2 separate regions of the Mus musculus genome follow, and region 1 is linked to region 2. Evidence: chromatin loops called from intact Hi-C (ENCODE). Cell type or tissue: left cerebral cortex. All regions are shown on one strand. Each heading gives the region's core, and the rest is flanking DNA. Links, peaks and the distances in the headings are about the cores only.

Region 1 (10,142 bases), core at 1,342-9,341, 59 kb before region 2:
CCCATCCTTGATGCCCTCACCCAGGTCCTCTGCCCTCTCTGAATTTCCATTCCTCTGGTCACAGTGGGCTCAGCTTCCACCCCATGCACCACCCTCTCTGGAGCTTCGTTCAGAGGTGCAGAACACAGACACCCTTAGTAACAGGGTCACTCTGAGCCATCATTCAGCTTAAGACTACATCCTCCACTCTTCTTCTAGTTCTTCTTCAAGGACTTCAGCCCTTCTGGATGCATCTCACCAGAAGACCCCTTGTTCCTGTCTCACCCAGGAACATCCACTGTCACGCTGGACTGCTGGGACCCCAGGCCAGTGTGGGTATCAGCAGCAAAGCTTCAGAGATTTGCCATCCATCTCATAGCTGTAGGGTGGGGCAAGGCCAGCATTCTGGATCAAGTGGCCTAGGAGTCGTATTCTGCAAAACAAGGAATATTTTTCAGATGATCCTGAAGGGACAGTGGGCCCTCTCACACCTATCCCATTGTGAAGAGTCTGCAATGCTCGGCGTGGGATGACCCAGAGCCACCAAAGTTTTTTCTTATTGGCATGCATTATTCACCTTGATGAATGGAGACGGCCAATGAGAGACTCAGCATGACCTTTTAACTCTTCTTATCCGACACAGTTATAAAAGGACTTGCAGGGCAAGAGGCTCATGTCTCACCCTGAGACATGTGCCTGCCCACATGGAGACTCTTAGGTGGGTAGTGTAGGCCCCTAAAGTAGCCAAGGTCTCATTTTACAATTGAGCAAATCAAACCCTAGGAGGTTCTGTAATGGTCAGGTTAAATACATAATAGAATGCTCATGGAGGCAGGCAGAAATCTCATGGTATACCATCTGAGTCTACTTGAGAAGCCAGGCCCCTGAGGGCTTCCTGAGGTCAGAGGCTATTCCTTCTGTTCCCTTCTGTTCCCACTTGGTCCTCTCCAGGCAGCCATGGTTACCTGTGACAATGAGGGTGGCTGTGCTGACAGCTTGTCCCAGTGGGTTCTTGGCCACAGCCTTGTATTCACCACTGTCCTTAAGGGACACGCTGGGGATGACGAGGGAGCACACACCCAGCAAGTCAGTACTGTACACCGCAGGGTTTCTGTCCAAGCTTTGGTCATTCTTGAACCAGGTGACATGAGGCTGGGGTGAGCCCTGCACGGCACACGTCATGCGGCACTCACAGCCCTGGGGCAGAAGGTGAGCCCGCAGACCCACCAGGAAGCGGGGCTTCTGGCTCAGGTCAGGATCCTGGTATGTCGGAGACTTCACTGTGAACCTGTCTGTGGTGCATTCCCCAGGCAGAAGGAAGGATGGTTAAAAAGCAAAGAAGGCCTGACCGGGACCCAGGTTTGCAGAGTCCATCGAAATGCTGAGCCTTTTCCCACAGCTCATCTGCACCACCTGACACTGTTTTTATCCTTTTCCTAAAATCTTGTTTGGATTTTAAAAAAATGGTAAAAGTTATTGTGTATAAATCAGAACATAAGTCTCACTCCCTAGAGATGACTGTAGCTGACATTTTGGTGTAGCACTTTCTAGATATTTTTGTATTTTATAAACATAAAATGACCCAGCCAGTATTATAATCTTTTTTTTCTAGTGACCCCTTTAAAGACCTACACCTAGTTGATTTATAAAATATACTTTGTTTTAATAGAAATACTAACTTCTATTTTTAACTGATTGCTTGCTGTTCTTTTTGAGAATTCACCCAAAGGCCCCCAGACAGTCCAATACTCACAGCCTGACTCTTTCTGCCCATTGAAGTGGAGCCCAACCTGAATCCAGTGCAGTGGGCACCAGTTCAGGTGGGCACTGAGCAGGAGGTGGGAGGCCCACTACATGTCTGGCTAGACGGAAGGCCCCGACTCCATACATTTCATGACCCAAAGCACAGAGGCTGACACTTAAGTCCCTCCCTCCTTTTAGGGGTCCCCTTACCTCTCTGCCTGGGGATACACCAGGGTTGGCTGGTGTCTGAAGGTTTGCTGACCCCCAGCTCATTCTTGGCCAGCACCCGAAAGTGGTACTCATGGCCAGGGAGGACCCCTAGGAGGGTAAAGCGGTTGGTACGGACATGGTCGGCCACCTCGTGCCAGGATCGGTGAGATGAGGACCGCATCAGCACTGTGTAATGCAAGGGGATGCCCTGAGCCTCATCCGGAGAGGGTTCCCACTGGACCGTCACTGTCCCAGGCACATTCTCCTGTAGGTAGATAGAACCTGGTGCCTGTGGGCATGCTGAGAGAGAGAGAGAAAGAGAGAGAGAGAGAGAGAGAGAGAGAGAGAGAGAGAGAGAGAGAGAGAGAGAGAGAGAGAGAGGTCATGTTGCAAAGGAGAACATGAAATTCTGCTAGTGTCTTCTCCTGGGGATCTACAGAACACTGTTGTCAGGCAGGCGATGGGCCAGAGGGCTTACCAACTAAGTCTGAGTATACAATTATCTCTGCATGGTGAAAAATATCCCCCAAAGAATGCTCTTTTTTTTTCTTTTGAGGCAGGGTTTCACCCACATTAACCCAGGCTAGCCTTAACGCTGAGTTCTGTCTCAGTCTCCCACATCTGGGATTATAGGTACCCACCAGCACAGATGACTTCCAAAAAAATTACTTATTCACCTTTTTAATAGATAAAATGATGGGACAGGGACAGAAGTTAGAGTTTTCATAAAATCAAATCACAAATGCCTGCGGTTAGTCTTCCTGCATTTCTGAACATTCCAGGCTGGGAACGAGAGTCATTCCAGGGAAGGGACAATCTTAACTTGCACCAGGGTCGTGGGCAGATTCTCCCCATGGTATCCTTTAGTGACGCAATGCTGGGGGCCATTTTTGCTCTTGGACTCAAAACAAACAAAAACAAACAAACACCCCCACAGATAAGAGGTAAGGGTGTGGTATCTTTAAGTTCATAGGTCAGAACATCGGGGCTTTCAGGGACTCTCCTTCTACCTGGCCTCTGAGCCTTGAAGTGTGTAGGCTCAACAGTGTGGTCACCTTGCACACTCAGCACAAGGAGCTACGCCCAGGACAGATGCAGCCTTCACACCCTGGTGAGAGCTCCCTGGCTGAGCGGCCTCACCTGCTACATTGATGAAGAAGCTGTGGGTAGCTTCCTTCCCCTGTAGGTTCCTCAGCATCACGGTGTATCGGCCACAGTCCGAGAGGCTAGCTGCAGGGATCAGAAGCTGCGTGAGGCCAGCCTTCACAGTGGTCACACTTCTTTTGGGCAAGGGCAAGCCGTCCTTCAGCCAGGTCACCTCAGGCATGGGGGCAGCCTGAGAACCAAGGGCAAGCTCAAATTGAGAAGAGGAAGGTTTTTTGTTTGTTCATTTGTTTTTTTAAAGTGTCTGTTCAAATAAATTATGTAGTTAGCATATAAAATAATAGGCTTATTGATGACATTTTATTGTGTATGTATCACTGAATCTTCCTGATATTCACTGCTATAGTCCTTCTGCTTTCATTGTACACAATTCTCTCTCACACACACTCGTGCATGCACGCACGCGCACACACACACACACACACACACACACACACACACACACACGCATGCACACAGGCACGCACTCGAGTGCGCTCGAAAAAGCATGCTGATTTTTTCTTTCTTCCCTTAAGGCCGTCACCCTCTTGCTCCTGTTCTTTGTGATTGCTTCCTCCCTGACCTTTGCTCTCCATGGAGGAAATTTTGTAAAAGAAAAAGTATATAAGCTGGGCCCAGTGTAGAAGGGCAAGAAGGACCATTCTAGGCAGGAAGAGATGCGCCTGAGCACATGGGGATCAACGAGGAATAGGCTCTCAGGGAGGTAGCGATGTGTGGGGCTAGCTGGTAGGTATGGAAGGATGCTGGGATAGGAAGAGAGGCTTAGCTGGGAGGCTCAGTAAAACGGTTCTGGCCCTCAGCCTCACCCCCACGCAGACATCTAGACTTCACTGAGCGAGGTGCTGCAGTTAGGACAGTGCAGCTAGTTCTGGATTTACATGAGCGTACTTGGTGGGAGTGAGAAGAGACTCATTGGGACGAGAGTATTCCTTCCCCCCAAGGCAAGCTAGGGGTGTCTCGGGAGTTCCTGCAATAGAGAGAGGCTGCAGGAAGTAGACTATGCATCTGGCCTGGAACTGTGGTGACTGGAGAGGAGAGGAGAGTGGCAGGCTTAGGAAAGGAGCTGGCAGGGCTGGTTAAGAGCAGGTGGCTCACGCCTTTAATCCCAGCACTTGGGAGGCAGAGGCAGAGGCAGGCGAATTTCTGAGTTCGAGGCCAGCCTGGTCTACAAAGTGAGTTCCAGGACAGCTAGGGCTACACAGAGAAACCCTGTCTCAAAAAAAAAAAAAATCACTGACTGCTCTTCTGAAGGTCCTGAGTTCAAATCCCAGCAACCACATGGTGGGTCACAACCACCCATAATGAGATCTGACACCCTCTTCTGGTGCGTCTGAAGACAGTGACAAATAGCAGAGGTCCTGAGTTTGATTCCCAGCAACCACATGATGGTTTACAACCATATACTGATTTACATAAAAATAAATAAATAAATCTTTAAAAAAGATTTATCTGTATCTGAGTGTCAGGCCTATAATGTAACAGTGAGAACTCTCTTCAGCTGCGGGATGATGATGCTACCCACTGCCTATGGGACCCCCATCGTGTGCACCTGAGAATGCTAATAGTAAGTTGCCTATGGGGGTGTCCTAAGGATTTAGGCATCAACGATGCGCGGAAAGCACAGAGCACAGCATCCAGGTTGCTACCACCACTTTCTCAGCCCTTTGGTAAGCTTAGTCTCTTTGGTAAGAGACTGAAGAACTCAGTACCATGTGAGAGATGAGGAGTCAAATTAGTGAGCGGTGACGGCATCAGGCAATCTGTGTTTACTACCACACTAGTGACTGTACGGAGAGTTGTGTGGTGTTGACATTGGCTGGGGACCATCCTGAGTCAGACTCTGATCATTCACTTGCACAAAAATATATTCTAAAGGCAAAAATGATTATCTACCTTGCCGGCTCCCTCAGTTCTGGGACTAAGAAGGGGAGAGGAGATGGTCTAATTTGGAGGTGTAATATTTGAAGTGACCACTAGAGGGGTGTGTAACCCCTGTTCACTCAGCAGCATGAGGCCAAATACAAGCTTGGCTTCAAAAACCATTTTCCTCCCTACCCACCTCACATTGGACCTTATTTAGGAGACAAGTCAAAGTCTATGACTAAGGTTAAAGAATAATAAGGAAGAAGAAGGAACACTCCACGATCGTCTAGTTTCCTGGTTGCTCAGTGACACCCCCCCCCCATGCCTGCCACACACTGCTTCAGGTCTACTCACTTCAAAGGAGAGAGGAACGCGAATACTGTCCCCAACCCTGACCATCAGGGTATCCTTTGTGCCGGAGTCCATGAGGAACCTGGGACAGACTAGAACACACAAGATGGCTTGTCACCTCCCTCCACAGTGAGCAGCTAGCTCACCTAGGATGCAGATCGAAGGCTGAACCAATGGCCTGACAGAGAGTGCTTGGAAGGGTGTGTTGGAGAAAAAAGGCTGGGAGACAGGGACAGTCTTGTGGGACAATCAAAGTTGCTATCCGGGAAGGGTGGGTGACATCTTTTAATGGGGTGACATCCATTGAAGATCAGAGCCAGGACAAGAATCTAAGATTCTGGACTCAGGAGCTCTTGGCTTTTTATTGTCTCCTTATTGTCACAGTGACAACTAGAGAGGATTGGTATGGCTCGCAAAGAGAAAGGATCTGCTTCTAGTGATTAAGTCCCAAAGGGAAACACAATCTGCCTTGCGGTAACAGGGAGCTGGGGGATGTGCTGTCTCAAACCAAGCAGTGCCCACTCCTCGGAGTCACTTGTTTTAAATCATGGTTCTGTGTCATAACAATGGGGAGACCCTGGGTGAAGCATCTCGGGCCTTTGTGGTCATCCCTGGAGCTGTAATGAGAACACATTTCTAAAAGGGGTCCGCTTAGCTCAGTGCTCCCTGCCACCCCTCTGTTAAGAAGGCAACTGATGACTGCATAGCAGTGCCTCTCAGGAAGGGTCTGTAGGATTCATGGTGGGGAAAGGAGGTGTCACTCACCAGTGGCCGGCATGGCATGAACCAATGTGTCCAGGGAAGTGGCCTGGCTCCGGCCCCCATCATTAACTGCTGTCACCCGCACAAAGTAGCCTTCTTGCGGCCGAAGCCCCTTGGCTGTGAAGGTGGTGCCCGGCACAGTTCCCACGTGACATGGGCTCCATTGATGGCTGTCTGAACCACACAACTCCACAATATATCCCTGGGCTTCATCAGCATCCCGGGCATCCGGCACCATCCAGCTCACGGTGATGCTAGTGTTTGATGTGTCTGTAACCTGTAGATCCCGCACAGGCCCTGGGGGTCCTGGGCAAGCACCATGGAAGTTTCAGGAGTGTGGCATCTTCCTCTGAGGAGTCTTCCAACCAAGGAGTCTTGGGGCTTCTTTCACTTAGGGGTTTCTGCAGAACTGTGGGTCCCTGGCTACCCCCTCAACTCACCCACCAACTTGCCAACCCCTAACTATCCCATAATCCTTGACAGCTGGTATTTCCAGTTGAGAACCTTTTGTGCTCCATTGTGTCTGGGGGCTGGAGTCTATGTCTCTATGCTGAATTATAACTCTTAGTTGGGAACGACACCAGCACAGATTTCTTGTTCCTTGTCTGTTAAATGGGAACAAGAGCAGCACTACCTACCCACCATGGGGACTGTGGAATAAGCAAAAGTCATAAAGTGTGTGTGTGTGTGTGTGTGTGTGTGTGTGTGTGTGTGTGTGTGAGAGAGAGAGAGAGAGAGAGAGATTTGGATATTTCACTGCAGCATGATATTCTGGCTGTTAAGGCTAGCTGCATATTAAACATTCTGTCTGTGCGATACCAGCCCCAAAGGCACTAGGATTGGTAAGGGATTATTGGTATTTCTAAACGTGTGATTATTGGTATTTCTAAACATGTGATGATGTTTAAAATCACTGGTCTAAGGGAGTGCTTCTAACCTTGAATTTGTACTCAAATCACTGGAGACTTTATTGAAAACAAAGATCCTAACTCAAGGGTTCTGAGGTGCAGAATAAGACTTCCTTCCTTCCTTCCTTCCTTCCTTCCTTCCTTCCTTCCTTCCTTCCTTCCTTCCTTCCTCCTTCCTTTCTCTCTTCCTGCCTATATATCTATGTATCTATGTATGTGTCTATCTATTTATCTGTCTGTCTATCTATCTATCCATCTATCTATCTATCTGAAGTATGTGTGTCTCCTGTTCAACTTCTTAATGCTGGGGTTGGATTGCAGATGTGCACCACTACACATGGCCTGAGATTCTACAGGAAGTTTCCCAAGTGACATTTCCAGGCTACAGATTTTGCACAGTAGTAAGGGTCTAGAAGGTAAGACCTATTGCTGTGGCTGCTGCAGACACTGCACATTCTGTTTCCTCCATTCTCATCACTGATGAGAGAGCCAGTGGTTGACAATGAAACAGAATAGGTTTGCTCTATTTGCAAGGCAAGGATACACGGGCTGGCTCCCCTCCCCTCTCCCTTGTAGAATATTCTGTTGTTACTGGAGTTATACACGCAGTCTGTCACACAGCTGATTCTACAAGTGCATTGATGGCTTGTCATCAGCAGGCTTGTCTGAGGTGCTCAGAGTAACCCTTCTAAACTCTGTGCTCTGGAGCAAAGCGTTTAATAGGGGTTTGGTGAGAAGGGCACTCACTCTCTACTTGAATCGGGAGTTTGAATCAAAGTTAGGCAGGCAAGTGTCTTTCTTGTGGCACATGGGCATACCAGAAGATGCTATCGTGCCTATCTTTAATGACAAATCTTTAGTTTTTGCTGTTTCTGTTTTCTAGAGAATGATTCTTCACATCTCTGATGCTGCTGAGAGCTCAGACAGGCAAATACTGGGCTAGGCTCTGTTAACCAAAGACAGAGGCTGGGATGGAGGAACCTACCTCCTCGTGCAATGCTGGCCCCTTTGCATATGATGAACAGTGTGAACTGGATGGAAAACTGAAGCTAAGCTTCCCTGCTACCTGTTCCCCAGGGATGAGACTCTCCACTAGTGAATGGGCAATGCCACTGGCCTAGCATGGCTAACACTGACCTTTCCTGAGGCCAAAGAGTGCCAGACATGATCTTGCAAAGTCTTCATTCCTTCTGCGTGGCCCCTGGACCCATCTGATTTCAATCTAGATCCTTTAGGACCCCAGTGGCCTTTCAACCTTGACTTCCAGCTCTTTAGAATATCTCCCTCCAGACTGCCCCTGACTTGTGAACTTGCATCCCACAGTTTCAGAGCTATCCCATGCACATCCCTCCCCAACATCCTGGATCGGTGCCTTACTTACTCATAGGGTCTCTAGCAAAGACAGCATCCGATGGAGGCCCAGGATCTCCAGGGCCCGACAGAGTCACGGCCGTGACCCGGAACTCATACTGGCAGCCCTGTCGCAGACCCACCACAGTGTACCTTCTTTCTGTGGAAGACCACATCCCATATTAGTCTCCCATTGTGGGACCAGAAAATGGGGACAAATCTCAGCACCCCCATATTCAGGAGAAGACCAAACGTGGGGTCTAACACAGCCCTCCTGCGTCGCACCAACCAGGTGTGACAGAGTTGCTTCCAAGGTGAAAGGTGTTTTCATCCCCATCCCATCTGGTTTGCCTCAGCCTTGCCAGATGGTCATGATGGCCCTTTGATGTCTCTGATTCATGCTGCCTCACAGAGTCATAATACTTAAATATACTAAATGGTGACATTAGAGATGTGAGGATATGGTCCCCAAGTAGCCTTAACTCCTAAGTGGCATTGCCATTACCGGACTCCTGACAGTTTGTCCTGAGCCTGGTGTTGGGCTTCCAGTACACACAGAGCACAGCCATGCATGGGGTTCTGGAAGCTTCTGTAGCACCTGCTTCAGCCTCAGTCTCGTCCAGATTTTTTCTTATCTCTGGAAGCAGCTAGCTCCTAGGATACTAACTAGAGGGTGGGGCCCCTTCTGTCTGTGTCATCAGCAAGGAAACCGAGATCTACAGAGGAAGCGGGCTGCCCATGGTCAAAGCCTGAAGTGTGTGTGAGGGGGTAGGAAGGAGAGCTGGCTTCCAGTCCGACACTTCTATTCTAGGGGTCCTCTGCTGATAGACCTTGCTGGGTGAATCTTTGGGGTTTGGGGGTGGGGTGTTTAGCAGCATCCTTGTCTTCTTCACACAAGATGTCAAGAGCATGTATTCTCCACCCAGCTGTGACTGTCACAAATAGCTCTAGGCGTTGCTAAATGCCCCCACAATGGGGACAAAACCACATCAGCTGAACAGCATCTATGTTAAACTGATTCTCACTAGTGACACCAAGGGACGCTGTAGCCAGGAGGGGCTTTAAGGCAGCTTGGAATGGTGTCAGCGAGAAGCTGCCCTCAGACCAACTCACCAGACACGGGCTGCTCATTCACAGCCATCCAGGTGTTGCTCCCCTTCTTGTGCTTCTCGATCAGGTAGCCCAGGATGTGGTTACTGCCAGGGCCCTGTGGTGCCCCCCATGTGAGAGTGATGCTCTGACTGGAGGCTGACAGGATGGCTGGGGCAGAAGGGGGCCCCGGGAGAGCTGAGGGCAGAGGGAAGCCAGTCAGCAGAAGTACCAGCTTGTGGGAGGTGGGGCTGTGAGGAGAGGGCACGGGAATCTAGGGGCACAGTCACACTCTGCCGTCTCAAGCATTCCAGTGCTGACTCAGCGTTTCTTGTCACACTATACTTGCTGTTCTGGGACAGAGATGATAGGACAGAAAATGCTCTCCTGCCTTGGTTGGAGCCAGTTCTGAGATCCCTTAACCTCACCTACTGATAGCTTGCTCCAGAACAAGGACACGTGATTAGAGAATGATGTTGGCCATTATGCAGGTCCTGAGAGAAGGGGGCTGTGTGTCTCAGCCTCAAAGAACCGTAAAAGGCTACCAAATCCCAAAAGAAGTCATAGTAAGGTATGTCTACTGTGCTCTACAAAGGCCTCAAGTCCCACCCCATTCCCATCCCCAAAGCATAGCTAGTGACTCTCAGGCTGTATCCTGGCCATAGTAGAGAGAGCAGAGGAGTTCTGTATCCAAATGTTATCTGTTCTCTCACCCTCAGGAGC
Region 2 (10,142 bases), core at 954-8,953:
AAAGGGGTGACAAAAAGGGTAAACAGATGCCATGCTTGTCTCTCAGATCATCAAAAGGTGCCAATGTGTATCATATAAAATAAAGGTTTATAATTTTTCTGTTTTAATTTTGATAGTGAAAATATAGCTAGAACCCTCACAAACAGCCTCTGGAATTCTAAATCATTTCAAAAGGGTGTAAGAGGATGTGGGACTAAGATGTTTTAAAATGCTATTCCAAATTAAATCTCTATAGACTGAGGCTCTGTGCTCTGGCAGGAGTTCCTTTAAGTAGAACCAGTCTGTGGGGTTGATTCTATGGACTTAGCCCAGCAGCACTCTTGCCTACTACTGTGAGCTAAAACACAAAACAAAAACCCCAAATATTTGGCTTGGGTAAGACAATTGGAACTCCAAAGCAAGCTGTTATCTCACATGTATGCTGTCTACACCCAGAAGCAATGTGCAGAGGCAGGAGCTGAGCCAAGGAAAACAGAACACTGGGCAAGGCGACCTTACCTAAGGCCACGAGCATCACGATCCTGGGGAGTGATTACTAGGAGCGTACACAGCTGAAATGTGTACATGTGTGTTGCATATGACTCTGTATATATGCACAAGAGACTGGAGGGTCTATGTCATTTATTACATTTGGGAAGAATATTTAGGACCATCATTTCTTTGGTAAAGATCATTTTTGGAGAGACGCTGTTGAAAATGAAGAATGTCTGTGAGACACTGAGAGAGGATGCCTTTACATAGAACATCTCTGCCCTGATATCAGTACCCCAGGATCCCTGATGCTTGATAAATTCCCCTTTGGTCAGAGACAAGACATTTATTTACTTAGGAATCTGAGGATGGTGCTCAATCCATTATAAGGATGGTCCCTGTGCACCTGCCCCAACATCAGTGAACAGAGTGACAGCTTTGTAAATAGATGGATCAAAGACCACTCCACATCCTCAGGGATGGATCTTTTGGACATCCCATGAATGCCTGGCATCTATTCGTTGGGCTTTATTTTGTTTAGGTCAGATGATCCTGTGGTGTGACTCAGATGTGATTGTAAATGCCAATTTAGGAGGGTCATCATCTCCTAGGAGCCTGAGGCTATGGGGATACTGGACAGATACACTTTGCTGGGTATCACAGGGGCAAGTAAGGGCATATAGCTGATGCCTGTGAGAGGTGCCCAGGTCAGAGGTAATGTCAGCCATCCAGTCCCTATCTAGGAATACCAACAGTAGGGGGAGGGGTGGAGAGGAACTCAGACCCTCTGTCCTAGCACGGATTCTAAGACCTAGCTTACATGTGCAAATTCATGCTAAGATTGTTGAGATATACCCTACCTGTTGCTTTTGTATCAATGTACCATGAACTTTGTGGCTTAAAACAATACAAGTGTAATACATCTCTATAGGCCTTAAGTCTGATTTGAATGACAGTGGATTAAAATCAATATGTATTATATGAGACTTCTAGGTCTAGAGAAGGCCACTTTTCTGGGTTTTTTTTTTTCCTCAAAAGCACCCATACTCTGTCTCAAAACTCTTTTCCTCCACCTTCAGAGCCAGCAACATAGCACCAGACATATGGTCACATTTGTCTCTGACTTATAGCAGAAAAAAATTCTCTCTTAAGGTCTCCCCTGATTAGATAGAACCCCCCTTGAATAGTTCAATATACTCTCTCAACCCTAAAAGCCTTAATTTTTTCTTATCACATCTGCAAAGTCATTTTGCTAGATAAGATAACCTAGTCACAGGATGAGGCAGTAGCACTTGGACCTTTCTGATAGTGGTTCGCATATTCTTATCACATTCTGCCAGCTCAGGGAGCCTCTTGCTGCCCTCAAAATTTCTCTACCACTCTGAGCTCCTCTGGCTCCTGGTCCAAGTTTCCTACTAACTTTTACAATTTTGTGCCCAGCAAAACTCTTGCTATCTTAAATTGTAATGGCTCGTTGACCATTGTGATGTTTTGTACATGCTTGACCCAGGCAGTGGCACTATTAGGAGGTGTGGCTCTGTAGGAGTAGGTGTGTCACTATGGGCATGGGCTTAAGATCCTCACCCTAGATGCCTGGAAGTCAGTCTTTCACCAGCAGCCTTCAGGTGAAGACAGAACTCTCAGCTCATGCCTGCCTGGACACATGGAGGTCTGAGGCAAAGTTCTTCAGAAGGCAGTATATATGTTTTGAATCAATGTCTGATATATGGTACAGTTTTTCTCAGAGCCAAGATTCATAGGTCCAGGAAATAAGGGGTGGAAAAGGGAATAGTTCCACTCACTATCACTCCTAGTGACCCTCTAGGAAAAATTTTGCTTCCTGTCCCCACAACTCTAGTTTCTGCTGGCCTAGAAGTTTTGGTTCCAGAGAGGGGAGTGCTCCTACTAGGAACCACAACAAACATTCCATTGAACTGGAAGCTCAGACTTCCCCCTGGTCATTTTGGGCTTCTATTGCCCTTAAACCAACAGGCTAAGAGAGGAATAGCAGTGTTAGGAGGGGTGATAGATCCAGATTACCATGGGGAAATTGGATTACCTCTCTACAATGGAGGTAGGCAGGATTATGTCTGGAGTGTAGGAGATATCTTAGGGCGTCTCTTAGTACTACCATGTCCTGATTAAAGTCAATGGGAAACTATAACAGCCTAATCCAAGCGGGATGACAAAGGATGCAGACCCATCAGGAATGAAGGTATGAGCCACTCCTCCAGGAAAAGAGCCAAGACCTGCTGAGGTGCTTGCTGAGGGTGGAGGAAATACAGCATGGGTAGCAGAGGAAGGTAGTTATAAATTCCAGCTAAGACCATGTGACCAATTGCAGAAATGAGGATCATAAAGTAACATGAATGTTTCTGTATATTTTGTTAAGAACACATTGTCTTTCTTCAAATTTCTTTAACATCAATTGGTATTTAAACTGAGATACTAAAAGAATGCTCCCAAGGGACATTGCCCCATTGTAAATTTACAAATGTGTTTGTGATTATACGAGAAATAGTTACATCATGGTAGGCATATTCATGACCTTGTTATTGTTTCATGTGGACATGAGATATTATTTGTGTCAAGTTGACAAGGGGTAATTGTAGTGACTATTCCTGGTTGTCAACTTGACTATATCTGGAATGAACTACAGTCCAGAATTGGAAGGGTCACCTGTGATCCTGATCTTGAGGCTTGGAGACACAAGTTTCTGACCTGGATCTTGGCATGGAGATCTTGAGGCATAGTGGCTATGAATCCCAGGAGACAAAGGCAGGGAGATCTCTGAGTTCAAGGTCATCTGGGACAAAACAAGTCCCAGATCCAGGTGTGGTGGTACACACCTTTATGTGGGCCACACACCTTCTCCTGGAGACTTACATAAGAACATTGGAAGAAGGAAGATTCTCTCTTCTTCTGCTTGCCTTGTGGAACTGAGAAACTGCTAGATCCTTGGGCTTCCATTCACAACTGCTGCTGACCACTGTTGGGCAGTTGGACTACAGACTGTAAGTCATCAACAAATTTGCTTAGTATATAGAGACTACCCATAAGTTCTGTGACTCTAGAGAACCCTGACTAAAACAACCATTGTTTTTTGGTTTTTGTTTTTGTAATAAATATCAAGTTATACAAGAGCAGAGATGGGGCTGAAGAGATGGCTTAGTGGTTACGTGTACTGACTGCTCTTCCAAAGGTCCTGAGTTCAATTCTCAGCAACCATATGGTGGATCACAACCATCTGCAATGTGATCTGACACCCTCTTCTGGTGTGTCTGAAGACAACTACAGTGTACTCATATACATAAAATATAAATAAATCTTAAAAACAACAACAAAAAAAGAGAACAGAGACAAGGCTAGCCTCCCCCTCCCCCAGGCAGCTTCAGTGTCTTATATAGTACCCACCACAAATAGTGCTCAGATAATATGTCTAAGGAGGAAAACTCTTTTGTGACACATGACTTTCTATACTAAATTTCATTCTGGCCATATGACTATTCTTCTTTCCAGGAGCCCCAACCCATCAAAGCTGTAGGGACCCTTAGCTAAGGAAACTGGTACCCAGAGAGGGAATGCATGTTTTCTAGGGTAACACAGGAGCTTAGTTCGATGCACTTGAGGCCAAAGCTCAAGTGTCCTCACTGCAGTGGCCCCTGGACTCAGGTGACTCCAGTTTCCTTCACTGCTGCTAAGAAGTTCACATCTGTCCCTCTGCAGCCTGTAACCTCCTCCTAGTCCCAGACTGGCCTAGTACACCTTGTTTCAATTTGCCAGGCCTTCAGAACCAGTGCAGGCTAAGGAGGCACAGCTCCCTCCAGCCCACGCCTATTACTAATCCTGTCTTGCCCTCTTTGGCATATGTCTTTGTGTGTAGGAATAGAGCCTGGGCCCTTGAGTTCCTTGTTAAAAAACAAAACAAAACAAAACAAAAATGTGTCTCTATAATAATATTTTCAGACTATGAATAAGCACAATGGTCCTTGATCTTGTTCTAAAATCATTACTAGTTTCATTTCTAAAATGCTTTCTCTGAAACAGTAAGATAGTATAAGGCGAGGACAAACAAAGCACTCTAGGAGGAGTTGAACGGACCCACAGGGCTAGAGCTTCAGTTTTCAGTAGGAAAGGCAGACATTCCCTTTTCTTGCTAAATCCTGGTAGAGAAATGCGTGCCTCTCCCTAGATTGTAAGCCTCCGGGACCAAGAGAAGGTGGGTCTTGTTGTCTTGGCAACTAGCGAGGTTGGGCTGAGCGGCGACTGTAGCAGCCAATAGATGCTGAAGGGGTGGAGCCTGCTGATCAGTGGCGGCTGCGGCTGAGCTTGCAGGTTGGTAGACTCGGCATTGGGGGAGGGGTACGGGGGTCGCAGGGACACTGGGGGTTCACAGCCACCCCAAATCCTTAGGCAGGGTGTGCAGTACTCTTGGCGGTCGGAATCGGGGCTTCTGGTTGGGCCTGAGCGGCGCCACCAGGGCGGTGGAGGCAGAGATGGCGGAGGGCGGTGGGAGGAGAGGTGAGGGTCGGAACGCGGCCTGGTGACAGGATCTGGGGGCTCCGGGCGGCTGTAACCTCAGAAAACTCCCTCTGCTAGTGCACAGATAGCTTTTGAGAGCTGGGCTTGGTGAGGAGAGGGAAAGGTTTAGAAGGCCAGGAATCCTGGAACTCAGCCCTCTTCCCTCGTCTGGCAAAGCTGAAAAGGGGCCGAGGGTGCTGCCTCTGTTGTGACCACTATCCCTTTTTCCGACTCCATGTTTCTTTTTATCCCCCCAGGCATCTAGTCTTGCTGGCTCAGCAAGCCCGATAAGCATGAAGCTGCTGTGTTTGGTGGCTGTGGTGGGGTGCTTGCTGGTGCCCCCAGCTCAAGCCAACAAGGTGAGGGAAGTGGGCCAGCGGCACCTTGTTCCTGGGCTGCCGCCGAGGTAGCCGAAACGCCACCCTGACCCCTCCCCCACCCGAGAACCCTACTTGGGGGCGGGGACCTTACCTGGGACAAGCTGCTGGCCTTCCTAAGGGTGTAGGGAGCACGGGGTTCAGAGCCTACCGCACAGGGTCCGGACCAAACTAGCCCTAGGTAGACTTCTCCGCAAGCAAGAAAGTTTAAGAAAAGTTACCCAAGTTCTCTGTATCTTCCTTTGCCCCAAGTAAAAACAGCTGTGGTCGAATCTCCTGCTCAATTTGATAGTCAAATCATGTAATGTTGTAAAATGCTCTGAGTGTAAAGGCATGCACAGATGGGAGCTTTTTGGCTTCAAAGCTAACCCAGCTGCACTGTGGACTCCAGAGGCTGCTCTCATTCCTTCCGGGTGGGAGACCCGCAGCTAGGTTTAGATGATGTACGCGGCTCTAGGCTGTCCGCTTTCGATTCTGACTCTCCCTGAGACACTGAAATAACATTGAGTATTAGGGCTTGCGTGCTTCTTTGCTCTTCAAGGAATTCCTGACGGGAGTCTTCCCGTGATAATGTCCCAGTTTTCTTTATTCATCCCTTTCCCCTTTCTAACCTAAGGAGTTAAGACAGAATTGAAGGGGAATCTGGCCACCTAGCTCACCAGACACAATTGTAGGCCCCAGGGTTGAAAAAGCCTGTCACTTTGCTTGCTATATACACTGCAGCCCCAACTCTTCCCTCCTCCCTCCCCCCATCCCCCCCCCCCCCTTTCCCCCAGCACGTCACTTCATGGATGGCAGGCAGCCTTGGGTAACTTCTGTGAGTTTGTTTTTGATACCAGAGAGGTTTCTATCTTGAGGACCAAGTGGAAGAACACTCTTCCTGTAGAGCCAGACCTTGATGAATTGGGGATGGGAAAATTCAAAAGCATGCATATAGTCACCTAAGGGAGCAGAGTACAAGACTTTGCTAGCCTGTCTAGACTCTGAACCCAGGCAGGACTCTTGCCTGCAATTTCTTCTTTTTCCTTCCAGAGCTCTGAAGATATCCGGTGCAAATGCATCTGTCCGCCTTACAGAAACATCAGCGGGCACATTTACAACCAGAATGTGTCTCAGAAGGACTGGTAAGACACTGCTAATGGCTGTATATCCCCCCCCCCCCCCATGTCACCGGCCAGACTGAAATTATCAATGCTTACTAGATTTCTTATCCTAGAGATAAGTTACCCATTCCTGTGGAGAGCCTACAAAGGAATATTTTGTCCTTAACCATTTGATAACAAAATCCAGGTATCTTGAATTCCAGCTGAGGAGGTTGGGTTTTGTTGTTTTGCTTTGAGTTTAAATCTCTGTTGATACATGTTAGAATGGTCGTAGAGACAAGGCAGGTGTGTGTAGTGTACACTTTTGCAAAGCTCTCTACCTGTGTGCTCCGTTAGCCTCAAGCAACCGTCTAAGGTAAAAGGAGTAGATATTCTTCCCATTGTATAATTGCATAGGCTTAAGTCCAAAGATCTTATATTATGTTTCTTTTGTCTCTGGTCTTGAATTCATTCTTAGTCGCTTACTTAAAAAAACAAAACAAAACAAAACAAAACAAAAAGCATTGAATGACCAAGGATTCATTCAGGTAAAGAAAACCAGTGAAAGGAAGTATAAACACAGTGTTCTAGAAGGAATAGTTTAAGGAGTTAGAATCGTTCGGAAGAGAGAGACCTGGAGACACATTCAGTGGATATTCAATCAGGGAGAAAGGCTGCCGTGCTGAGGAGAAGGGACATTTGGGATTGGAACTGGAAAGGCTTGGGATGGTGTCATAGAGAAGTAGGGCCAGTGAATGGAAGCTTCAGGGGAATGGACCTCAGCGTGGGTTAAAAGCCATCTCCAGCATTGCTAGTTCTAGGATGGGAGGCTTCATCCTTGAAGACATCAGCGTACCGACCGGGTAGGGTCACAGCAAGGCATTGGATGGGGATGGGTCAAGGTTGCCGCTACCTGTACATCAAGGATCACTAGGTGAGCTTTGAGAAAATACACAGTCTGGCTGGTACTCTCCTGCCAAGATTTAATTAAGCAAATACGGTAGTGGTGGAGGGCTAACCTTTGCTTGGAATCCTTGAGGTGCCCATAATGCCACTGATCCAGAGCACATTTGAGAGTTTTCAGGTAGTTGTTTTCAAGCTTCTGGATAACAGTTTCTGAGAGGCATTCTATGCGGATGCATAGACTCGAGGACCACCCTTCCTGGATCCCGTTTGTTTCAGATTACTTAATCTTCACTGTACTTTGATTTACTTTTTAAATTCATGTGTGTGTGCGTATGTATATGTATGTGTGTACGTGTGTTTACTTACTTGTATATCTGTTTACTGTGTGCATACAATACCTGCAGAGGCCAAAAGAGGGCCCTTGGATTGGATCCCTTGGAATGGGAGTTACAGAAGCTTGTGAGCTGCCATGTGGGTGCTGGGAATTGAACCCCGGTCCTCTGGAAGAACAGCCAGTAGTGCTCTTACCATGGAGCCATCTCTTCAGCCCTATATTGATTTATTTATTTTCTTCCTTTCTTTCTTTCTTTCTTTCTTTCTTTCTTTCTTTCTTTCTTCCTTCCTTCCTTCCTTCCTTCCTTCCTTCCTTCCTTCCTTCTTTCCTTCCTTCCTTCCTTCTTCTTCTTCTTCTTTTTTTTTTTTTTTTTAGTTTTTTGAGACAGGGTTTCTCTGTATATCCCTGGCTGTCCTGGAAGTCACTTTGTAGACCAGGCTGGCCTCGATCTAAGTGCTCTCTCCACCTGCCTCTGCCTCCCAAGTGCTGGGATTAAAGGCATGCGCCACCACAGCCTGGCTCCTATATTGATTTCCTTATGAGCAAAGTATGGTAATACTTTTGAGTGTGAAGTGTGTGTATTAATGTGAATTTGTGTAGCACTTAGGATGATACCCACACATGCTAACTTAAATGTTAGCTGATGTTATTAATAATATCATACTATCACCCTTCGTAGCGATTACATAATCAAATTATTCTATAACCCTGGGAAGTGTGGCCGTCTCCTAAAGCACTCGTCTAATTCTTGTGTTTCTTCTGACCTGATGGCGGCATTAACACAGTGGCCGTCTGGGAGAGACTGCAGTGGACTCCTCTCATCGGCAGAGACACGACACTGTCCCCACTTTCACACAGGCAGACTCTGCTACTGGAAAACGCTAGCAATGCTCTCTGGGCTTATACTGTGACCTGAAAACCCAAGCTTGGTTGCCCAGAGGATAGGATCCTGCCTAAAACTTGCAGGCTGTAGTTTATCCTTTCTCTTCAGAAGCAGACTCGGGGGCTATCTGATGAACAGTCTCACATTAAGAACCTAAATGTCAGCAGTTCCTTCCCTTAAGGGTGTTGGGCAGAGACTAAAACTTGGGGGTAAGACCCCAGGATTCTAGGGTCTGGCAGCACTGACCCTGGCTGAGAGCCACCACAGATTTACTTAGTGACCATTGGTGGAGCAGAGATCCACATGGTACTGGCATCTTAGTGCCAGGGCTAGAATTAGAGATCTCATAGAGTCTTTAGGTCCAGTGCTCCATGCTGGCTCTCAGACTGAGGCCAGTATCCAGTGTCATATTAGTGTGTTGCTGGTTTCTGTCATCTAGTGTTGAAAGAATATAATCACATCCATATAAAAAAGTCCCTCTTGGTGGGTCTCTTGAGAAATGTTGCATAGACAAGTCCCAGGGTTGAGGTGTTAAAGTAGGATTCTTCTACAAACACAGTCTGACAGAGAAACACAAACTGTGTGGGGTATGCAGTCAGACCTGGGTTGGCTGAGAGGTCCTGCAAACCCTTCCTTACCACTGCCTGCCTCCTACACAGTATTTCAGTGCTACCCAAAGGGGCACAGTTTGGAAGACATCAATCAAGCTTAGCTTCCATCATCAGTGAAAGACGGAGGCCCAGGGAGGTTAAGTAAGTGATTGACATCACAGACTCAGAAGAGCTTGTCTTTCGCCTTCACTTTCTCTCTGCCCAGTCCCCAAAGGTAAATGGAAGTATGTAGAGTTTCGGTGACTCTCAGGAGAGCCAGAAAGGACAGAAATCTTTCACCTTCTTATTGCTGTTCCCTGTAACTTTTTGCAGCCTATTTCCCTGGGCACCAGGGTCCAAGTTGAAGAACTAAAGATGGTTTCCTAACACTACACCTTGACTCTCCAGGGCATTCGCAAATCCTACTGTAGCCATGGCATAGCCTTTCTGATCCAGAGCTCTGTGTGGCTCAGGAAAGGGAGAACTCTGCTCCCTGGAGGCTTGGTTTGGTGGAGAAGGGAGAGCTGTATTCACTCTGCACAGGAATGATGGGAGATTGATTGTGTTTTACATTTTAGAGACAGTTTCACATAGTTCTGGACACCCTCGAACTCAAGATCCCCTTACTTACATTACCATGTCTGACTCACGATGACCAGTGGAAACTAGTCTTGTCTGTGAATGATTCCCAAGGCCTAGAGGCAGTGCCCTGAAACACAGCAAGGAGGCTCCTGTTCCTCCTGCAGAGGATAGAGTGTCACAGCTGTTACCCAGAGGTGGAACCAGGATCATCAGAGGGTTAAATAACAGATAGATGCCACACACTGGACTCGAGGAGAAACGGAGTCTTTGAAGGACCTTCCCCTCTTATTTCAGTGCATGGCCTTGCATATCCTTGGTGCCTCTGCTAACACCCCAGCCCGACAGCTTGGAATATCAAGCCTGATTGTACTCATGGAGCCAGGCTTGCCTTTTGCA

What was found. A loop is a pair of places that touch in the nucleus more often than their neighbours do. Peaks named below come from ENCODE experiments on the same cell type or tissue, not always from the same donor. Only the 100,000 strongest peaks of a DNase experiment are listed, where the experiment ranks them.
Region 1: it touches region 2 in a loop (4-fold over the local background); 7 of 42 quality-filtered maps call a loop at or near these places.

Annotation. Positions count from the first base shown.
Region 1 is chr1:135,953,626-135,963,767 of GRCm38, forward strand. It overlaps Igfn1 (immunoglobulin-like and fibronectin type III domain containing 1), which reads right to left. Exons shown (of 27, transcript NM_177642.3): 19 at 10,133-10,142; 20 at 9,444-9,617; 21 at 8,362-8,490; 22 at 6,076-6,378; 23 at 5,314-5,402; 24 at 3,073-3,268; 25 at 1,933-2,232; 26 at 945-1,271; 27 at 1-412. The coding sequence ends at 399. Among named protein-coding and RNA genes, the nearest start is that of Pkp1, 39 kb to the left of the region's middle. In left cerebral cortex, for the core only: a CTCF peak has its summit at 5,071; a DNase peak (open chromatin) is centred at 5,064.
Region 2 is chr1:136,013,257-136,023,398 of GRCm38, forward strand. It overlaps Tmem9 (transmembrane protein 9), which reads left to right and starts at 4,745. Exons shown (of 6, transcript NM_025439.3): 1 at 4,745-4,806; 2 at 5,250-5,351; 3 at 6,402-6,493. The coding sequence starts at 5,286. It also overlaps a transcript of Igfn1 not described here. In left cerebral cortex, for the core only: a CTCF peak has its summit at 4,911; DNase peaks (open chromatin) are centred at 4,719 and 5,553; H3K4me3 peaks cover 1,631 bases; H3K27ac peaks cover 1,185 bases.